3 separate regions of the Homo sapiens genome follow, and all the other regions are linked to region 3. Evidence: chromatin loops called from intact Hi-C (ENCODE). Cell type or tissue: CD4-positive, alpha-beta T cell. All regions are shown on one strand. Region 1 overlaps RNASET2 (ribonuclease T2). Region 2 has its middle 57 kb from the start of CEP43. Region 3 has its middle 7.8 kb from the start of MIR3939.

What was found. Peaks named below come from ENCODE experiments on the same cell type or tissue, not always from the same donor. Only the 100,000 strongest peaks of a DNase experiment are listed, where the experiment ranks them.
Region 1: it touches region 3 in a loop (2.8-fold over the local background); 6 of 110 quality-filtered maps call a loop at or near these places.
Region 2: it touches region 3 in a loop (2.4-fold over the local background); 11 of 110 quality-filtered maps call a loop at or near these places.

What each region holds. Positions count from the first base shown.
Region 1 is chr6:166,934,181-166,936,680 of GRCh38, forward strand. All of the region lies in intron 6 of RNASET2 (ribonuclease T2), which reads right to left. Among named protein-coding and RNA genes, the nearest start is that of RNASET2, 21 kb to the right of the region's middle. In CD4-positive, alpha-beta T cell, no CTCF peak of the experiment used is centred here; DNase peaks (open chromatin) are centred at 1,351 and 2,415.
Region 2 is chr6:167,055,069-167,057,568 of GRCh38, forward strand. No RefSeq gene overlaps it. Among named protein-coding and RNA genes, the nearest start is that of CEP43, 57 kb to the left of the region's middle. In CD4-positive, alpha-beta T cell, no CTCF peak of the experiment used is centred here; a DNase peak (open chromatin) is centred at 1,493; H3K27ac peaks cover 280 bases.
Region 3 is chr6:166,988,841-166,991,340 of GRCh38, forward strand. No RefSeq gene overlaps it. Among named protein-coding and RNA genes, the nearest start is that of MIR3939, 7.8 kb to the right of the region's middle. In CD4-positive, alpha-beta T cell, CTCF peaks have their summits at 1,038 (motif pointing left) and 1,358; a DNase peak (open chromatin) is centred at 1,021.

The DNA of each region.
Region 1 (2,500 bases), 55 kb before region 3:
CTTTGCTTTCTTGTTCTTTTCAGGTATCATATTTCATGGTAAAAATTAAGACACTCTTAAAGGAAAGTGTTTTCTATGACTTTATGCAACAAATGTGTCAACATGGACTGCAAATACATGGTTCCCAGTCCCCGCCTTCCCCACCCCTTAGCACACACACAAACTGCTCCAGGCAGGTACCCTTTCCAGTTCCTGACTCCTTCGGAGCATGGGAGCGCTGGGGCCACCACCGAGTGGAGCTGGCACACACATCACCACCCGTTTGCCACACCTGCTTTAAAAGACAGCAATTGAAATCGGATTCCAGGCTTATCCTGGTAAACTGCATTTGGACAAATCTTTAAACACAGTCATGCGCCACATTACGACATTCAGTCAGTGAAGGCCTGCATGTACGAGGGCGGTCCCATATGACCACATTTCTACTGTGCCTTTTCTATGTTGAGATATGTTTAGATACACAAATCCTTACCATTGTGTTACATACAGGTGCCTACAGTACTCAGTAGAGTCACACACTGTACAGGTTTGTAGCCTCGAAGCAACAGGCTATACCACAAAGCATATGTGTGTCGTGGGCTGTATCAGCTAAGTAAGTGCACTCCAAGATGTTCACATGACAATTTTATACCCCATCACCAAGCAATACATAACCGTATGGTAAGTCCCTACAGCTTTCAATCACCTCCTAAAGCACTTCTACACAGAATCCTACCAAACTACCATATATAGAATTCACTTATTAAAGTATAAAGGTACACTGTAAAATTCTGAATCATTGCAGAAGAATATCCTAGTTCCCCATCAAGCCTTGGTAGAAAATTCTAGATCACGATCACAGAGTGGACACAAAGACTTAGACATCCTCTGTGGGCAATAACTTATTGTCAGACTGTCTTGGCCACAGAGTTCCTGGAACAAGGACCGAGATGCCGGACCAGGGTCCTTTCAGCCCCATCATGGCCCGAACCCACAGGACCTCGCCTACCCTAGCTGTTGGTGTTGTATGAATAACAGGTTTCAGACTTTGCAGTTAAAAAAAAAAAATGTAAACTAGCTTATTAATTTTTTAATATTTATCCTAAGTTTCGATGATCCTATTTTTGATATATTGAGTTTAATAAAATATTTTTGAAATTAATTTAACCTGTTTCTTTTTGCTCCTTTTAATGATGCTACTAGAAAATTTAAAATGACATCTGTGGCTCGTGTTACACGTCTATTGGGTAGCATGCTCCTGACTTGGGTGATCAAGGGAATACGGCAAAGAGAGAAAGATGTGGGGAAATGCAGCACCTAACCCAGCATCATGCTTTCTGCTGAGTTGAGATGAGCTTGGCACGCATCCCAGGTCTTTATCTGTGGGTACTCTAGCACGTGCCATCAGCTCATCTGTGTCTATGGGAACCCTGACAACTTTGCTTCAAGATGATTTGTGGTTTTTCAGGTTTGCTGCCTTCATATTATGAAGTGAAGAAAAACAAGCTACAATTTTTTATTCTATTTTATTTTTTTGACACAGAGTCTTGCTCTGTGGCCCAGGCTGGACTGCAGTGGTGCGATCTCGACTCACTGCAACCTCCGCCTCCTGGTTTCAAGAGATTCTCCTGCCTCAGCCTCCTGAGTAGCTAGGATTACGTGCACCACCATGCCCAGCTAATTTTTGTATTTTTAGTAGAGACGGGGGTTTCACCATGTTGGCCAGGCTGTTCATGAACTCCTGACCTCATGATCCACCCGCCTTGGCCTCCCAAAGTGTTGGGATTACAGGCGTGAACCACTGTGCCCAGCCTGTTCCAGTTTATGATAATTTGAAAAGCCAACCTATGAGAAAAAGATAATTTGTGATACCAGTTTACAAGGAAAAATGAGGGGTCTTAAATTTTGACTTCTTAATTTAATTTTTAGATTAAAATGAAGGCACTAAGAATTATAGATTTCCCTTGGAGAAACTAAGAATATAATTTTCCTATAATTGTTCTTTATAGGTTTTAGCAAACATACTCTCAGTAGTGCTTTGCCCTGGCAGGCCCTCAGTGAACATTTACTGAATGAATGAATGAATGAATGAATGGAGGACGCACCATTCCCATCTACAGCAATGGCAGGGCAGCACTGGGCTCTGCTGAATCCCCACAGGAACTCCAGGACTTAGAGTTTTGCATGTGTCGTGTGTGTGTGTGTGTGTGTGTGTCTCAGTCTGTCTAGTGTCGCTATACAGGAATACCTGAGGCTGGGTAATTTATTTAAAAAAAGAGGTTTTTTTGGCTCAGGGGTCTGCAGGCTGTCCGAGAAGCATGGAACCAGATTCTGCTTCTGGCAAGGGCCTCAGGAAACTTCCGCTCATGGCAGAAGGCAAAGGGGAGCTGGTGTGTACAGAGATCACATGGCCAGAGAGGAAGCCAGGGGTTGGGGGCGGTGCCAGGCTCCTGTTAACAACCAGCTCTCTGGGGAACTGAGTGGGAACTCGCTCACCCCTGCAAGGGGGCATTAACCTACT
Region 2 (2,500 bases), 66 kb after region 3:
CTGCGAGTCAGTGCTCCCAAGGGGAAAGAAAGCGAACAGTAATGGATTTCTGCGCTCATTGCAATAATTGGGGTTTTTTGGCTGCTCTTATCAGAAGGGGCTATCGACCGATATTGCTGCCATGGCATTCATGTGTCACCACCACGCACAATACCCTTATCACTTCTATCAGTGATTGACTTTACTGTATTTATTAGTCACAGAAGCCTCCTGGGAGGAAATATTCTCAACTGCACTGGTGTGGAAAAAATAATCTCTTCTTGTAAGGTGCTTGCTTCAGGACTGAATAAAATCCTGTAGACTTTCCACATCCTAGTTCTGAGAATACTGTAATACATATGGAATACAGTTATTCCTGAGTACCCATGGGGCTTGGTACCAGGACGCCTGAGGATACCAAGTCTCTCATATGAAATGGCATCATATTTGCATGTAACCTATGCAAATCCTCCTGTGTACTTTAAATCTCTATTATGATATCTAATACAATGTAAATGCTATGTAAATAGTTGTTTATTGTTTTTTAACTTGTATTTTTTTATTGTTGTATCACCTTTTGTTTTATTCTTTTAAAATATCTTGGTCTATGATTGGTTGAATCCACAGATGCAGAACCCATGGATACAAGGGCTGACTGTATATGCATAATATATAGAAAGCATAATATATACAGAAATGAATGCTCAACAGATTATTTTTATAGGTGATGTTTACCTCCCAACCTAAATAATTTTCTAAAACTGAGTTGAAGATTTTCAGAATTCTCAGAGATTTATTTGTGTATTGAAAAAGGAGCTCTCTCTCTATACATTTAAAAAAAAATTTTTTTTTTAGGCAGAATCTTACTCTGTCGCCCAGGCTGGAGTGCAGTGGCATGATCTCAGCTAACTGCAACCTCTGCCTCCTGGGTTCAAGCGATTCTCCCGCCTCAGCCTCCTGAGTAGCTGGGACTACAGGCAAGTGCCACCACACCCGGCTAATTTTTATATTTTTAGTAGAGATGGGATTTCAGTATGTTGGCCAGGCTAGTCTCGAACTCCTGACCTCAAGTGATCTGCCTGCGTCGGCCTCCCAAACTGCTGGGATTACAGGCATGAGCCACTGCAGCCGGCCGCAAAAACTTAAGTTATATGAAATATTTAAATTATCTTGATAATACTTAAAGCCTTCCTGTGAGATGGAATATAGAGCCAAGCTGTATATTCTCAAGCTCTAACTTCCAGGATTCCTAATTGTTTTCTACAAACCATAGTATTGCAGACACTATTTAATATACCATATGTTCTCATGAGCATTTGAGAACATATATATATTTGCAGAATTAATAACTTTTCCTTAATTGTGTGGGCTTGAAGAAGTAGTAGAAATATAGGCCACCATAGAGTGCAGACCAGAATAGGAAGCCTTGCAGAAGATTATCTTGCCATTTCTCTCCAGGGTAGCTGAATTTTCCACTGTGGTTTGACTTCTGTGGTTTCAGAGCTAATGTGTGCACTGAGAGTGTGTACTGTTATGTAACAGCAACCATACTGTGGATGTGCTTGTCTGTCAGTGCCCACTCATACTTGGATAAAGTAAAACCCTGGTTAATGAGCTGACTCAGAGACGGGTGCTCTCATTAATTGAATTTTCTTCTTAAATGAAATATTTGGAAACTTTATTATTGAATACATATTTAAAATGCAAGCACATTCATTAGTACACTTCATAATTATTCTTTAATGATTTAACTTTTTAATGACTTAAGACCTTTTATTAATCAGGGTCATCATCCTAAATATCAGTTATTGTTTAATACTTCAGCTGTTGCCATAGGAGAGAAGAGAAAGTCCTGCATGAAGCCTCCCAAGGCTGCTGTTTCCCAGCTGTTAACTTGTTTGTGACCTTTGGGTTACCCTTAGTCCATAGAGAATGGGGGAACCAGGAGTGGGAAAGAGCCTGGGTGCTGAATTACTGTGTGGAGCAGATTCTCCTCCTCAGAAAAGCTGATTAGATGATTGGGTTTTTATGTGTGTAAGAAGGTTCTAGTGTGCTTAGTCACTGAGATTTTAACTTACACCTCAATTAGCATATATTTTCCATTTTCTAAGAATCATAAAATATCAGGCTAAATGTGTGCCAGGAGATTCTCAGCAAAGAGAGAAGACATCAAGAAAACTAAGTGGAAATTGGAACTAAAAATTCAATAAATGGAATAGATTCTCACTGGATGGATTTGTTGATAAAAAGAGCCAAACTCTGTAAAATATTTGAAGAGGTTTATTCTGAGCCAGATGTGAGGGACCATGACCCATGACATAGCCGCAGGAGATCCTGAGAACATGTGCCCAGGGTGGTTGGGTTACAGCTTGATTTGGTACATTTTAGGGAGACAGAAATTACAGGCAAAGACATAAATCAATACATATAAGGTTTACATTGGTTCAGCCCAGAAAGGAGGGACATCTCAAAGTGGAGTGGGAGGCTTCCAGGTCATAGGTAGATTCAAAGATTTCCTGAT
Region 3 (2,500 bases):
ACAAGAATAGGGGGAGTTTCCATGCCTTGTCCTGGGTACCTCCTTGCAGCTGCAGGCATTTCCCCCACCCCACCATGCAAGCTTCTAGCTAACCTTAGTGTGTCCCTGTCCAAAAAAGGGGAAAGGAATGTGCTCATTAAAGCCTACTGTTTTTACTGGGACCCATTTATGTAAGTTTGGTGACTACCCAAGAAACTCTCCCTCTGTGCCGGAGATGCTTATCTACATTATACAGTCCAATCTTCCAGGCTGCTCTTTGTTAAAAGAGAAGTGATTTATTTGGACTGCCTGTGGTTAGAATGGAAGTAATTTCTGAGCTGTTTTTTGTCAGAAGAAAAGCTTTTGTCAGGGACTCTTTCACCCTATCTACCTACCTAAATTATTTCTATCTCCTGTATTGCCTCTACCCATCTTAGTTCTCTGGCTGAGGTCCTGTAAATTAGACTGGCCAAAGACAGGTTTGTAGCCACAGACAAAACCCCTCAGACACCGAGTTGTAGAAGGAAGGGCTTTATTCAGCTGGGAGCATCAGCAGACTCACGTCTCCAAAAACCGAGCTCCCCAAGTGAGCAATTCCTTTCCCTCTTAAGGGCTTACAACTCTAAGGGGGTCCACATGAGAGTGTCATGATCGATTGAGCAAGCAGTGGGTATGTGATTGGGGGCTGCATGCACTGGTAATTACAATGGAACAGAACAGGACAGGGATTTTCACCGTGTTTTTCTTTTTCTATAAAATGTCTGTAATCTATAGGTAACATAACCGATTAGGTCAGGGGTTGATCATTAACTAGCATGTCCTGCCTTTAGGCAAAGAAAGGGAAGGCAGAGTTTTTCTTTTATTTGTTTCTTCTCAATCGTCTTCAGCTCAAAATAATCCTTATGCCAAAGAAGCATATGTTAGGGTGGCATATTCTGGTGTAACATCTTTGTCTCAGCAGGCAGTGAAAAATAATTTAAAAAGCCACCTTCTCTGCCTGCTGCACACTGCCCCTTGGTGGCCATCATTTTAACTGTCTTTGGTAAAGGTAGCTTTTCTTTTTTTTGCTTTGAGACGGAGTTTCGCTCTTACTGCCCAGGCTGGAGTGCAATGGCACATCTCGGCTCACTGCAACTTCCACCTCCCCAGTTCAAGCGATTCTCCTGCCTCAGCTTCCCGAGTAGCTGCAATTACAGGCGCCTGCCACCACACCCAGCTAATTTTTGTATTTTTAGCAGACGGGGGTGTTTCACCATGTTGGCCAGGGTGGTCTTGAACTCCCGACCTCAGATGATCCACCCGCCTAGGCCTCCCAAAGTGCTGGGATTACAGGTGTGAGCCACCATGCCCAGCCCAGAATGACCTTTGCTATCTCTTGCCTTCTGCATCTCTTCATTCAATCATTTTCTCTTAGTTTAATTCTAGTCAATTAAATTAAATTCTATAAATATTGAGAGAAAGCAAAATATCATGAAAAGAACATGAGCTGAAAACCAAATAGACTTGGGTGGTTCATCTCAGCTGCTAGCTGTGTGTCTGTGGGCATACTACCTAGCTTATTGGAACACTGTCTCATCTGTAAAATGGAGTTGTTTAAAAATAACTCAACATGCTCAGATCATGGAGAAAATGAAATTAGGTTGTATATTCAAAACAACTAATAATAGTTAATATTTTTATTATGTTATGATTGGGATTTTGAATACAATCTACTATCTAGCTATACATATTCACATCTACGGAGATTTTTATCCTAATTTACAAACAGAAAACTGAGGCAGAGAGACATTAGCTAACTTCCTGTGGTTAACATAACTAGTAAGTGGATTTGAACCCATGTAATGTGGCTGTAAAGTCCATGCTTTTAACCACTACACACAACCTGGTAAATCCTTGTTGAAATAAGAAAGCAATTTCAGTAAGTTGTACTGTACCAAAAGAAATGTGGAATTCATCTCTTTTCCCAACATGCTACTATCTTTTGAACATTTAAAAAAACTAATAGGCCATTGAGAACCTTATTTATTCACCACTACCTAAACTATCCTGATCTTTATGGGAACAGAATAGATGACTTCAATGAGAAGGCATTAATATTACTGAGTGCAGACTGAAAGACTATCTCGATGATTAACGACACATTTTCATTTTTTTTTTTTTTTTTTGAGATGGAGTCTCATTCTTGTTGCCCAGGCTGCAGTGCGGTGGCGTGATCTTGGCTCACTGCAACCTCCGTCTCCCAGGTTTCAAGTGATTCTCCTGCCTCAGCCTCCTGAGTAGTTGGGATTATAGGCACGCGCCACCACTCCCAGCTATTTTTTTGTATTTTTAGTAAAGATGGGGTTTCACCATGATGGTCAGGCTGGTCTGGAACTCCTGACATCGTGATCCACCCACCTCAGCCTCCCAAAGTGCTGGGATTACAGGCATGAGCCACCATGCCTGGCCTTCAATTTTTAACATTTAAGAAAAAGTGACATTCCAAGAATATGCAAGTGGAAAGCCAGAAAGCATTTCCCCT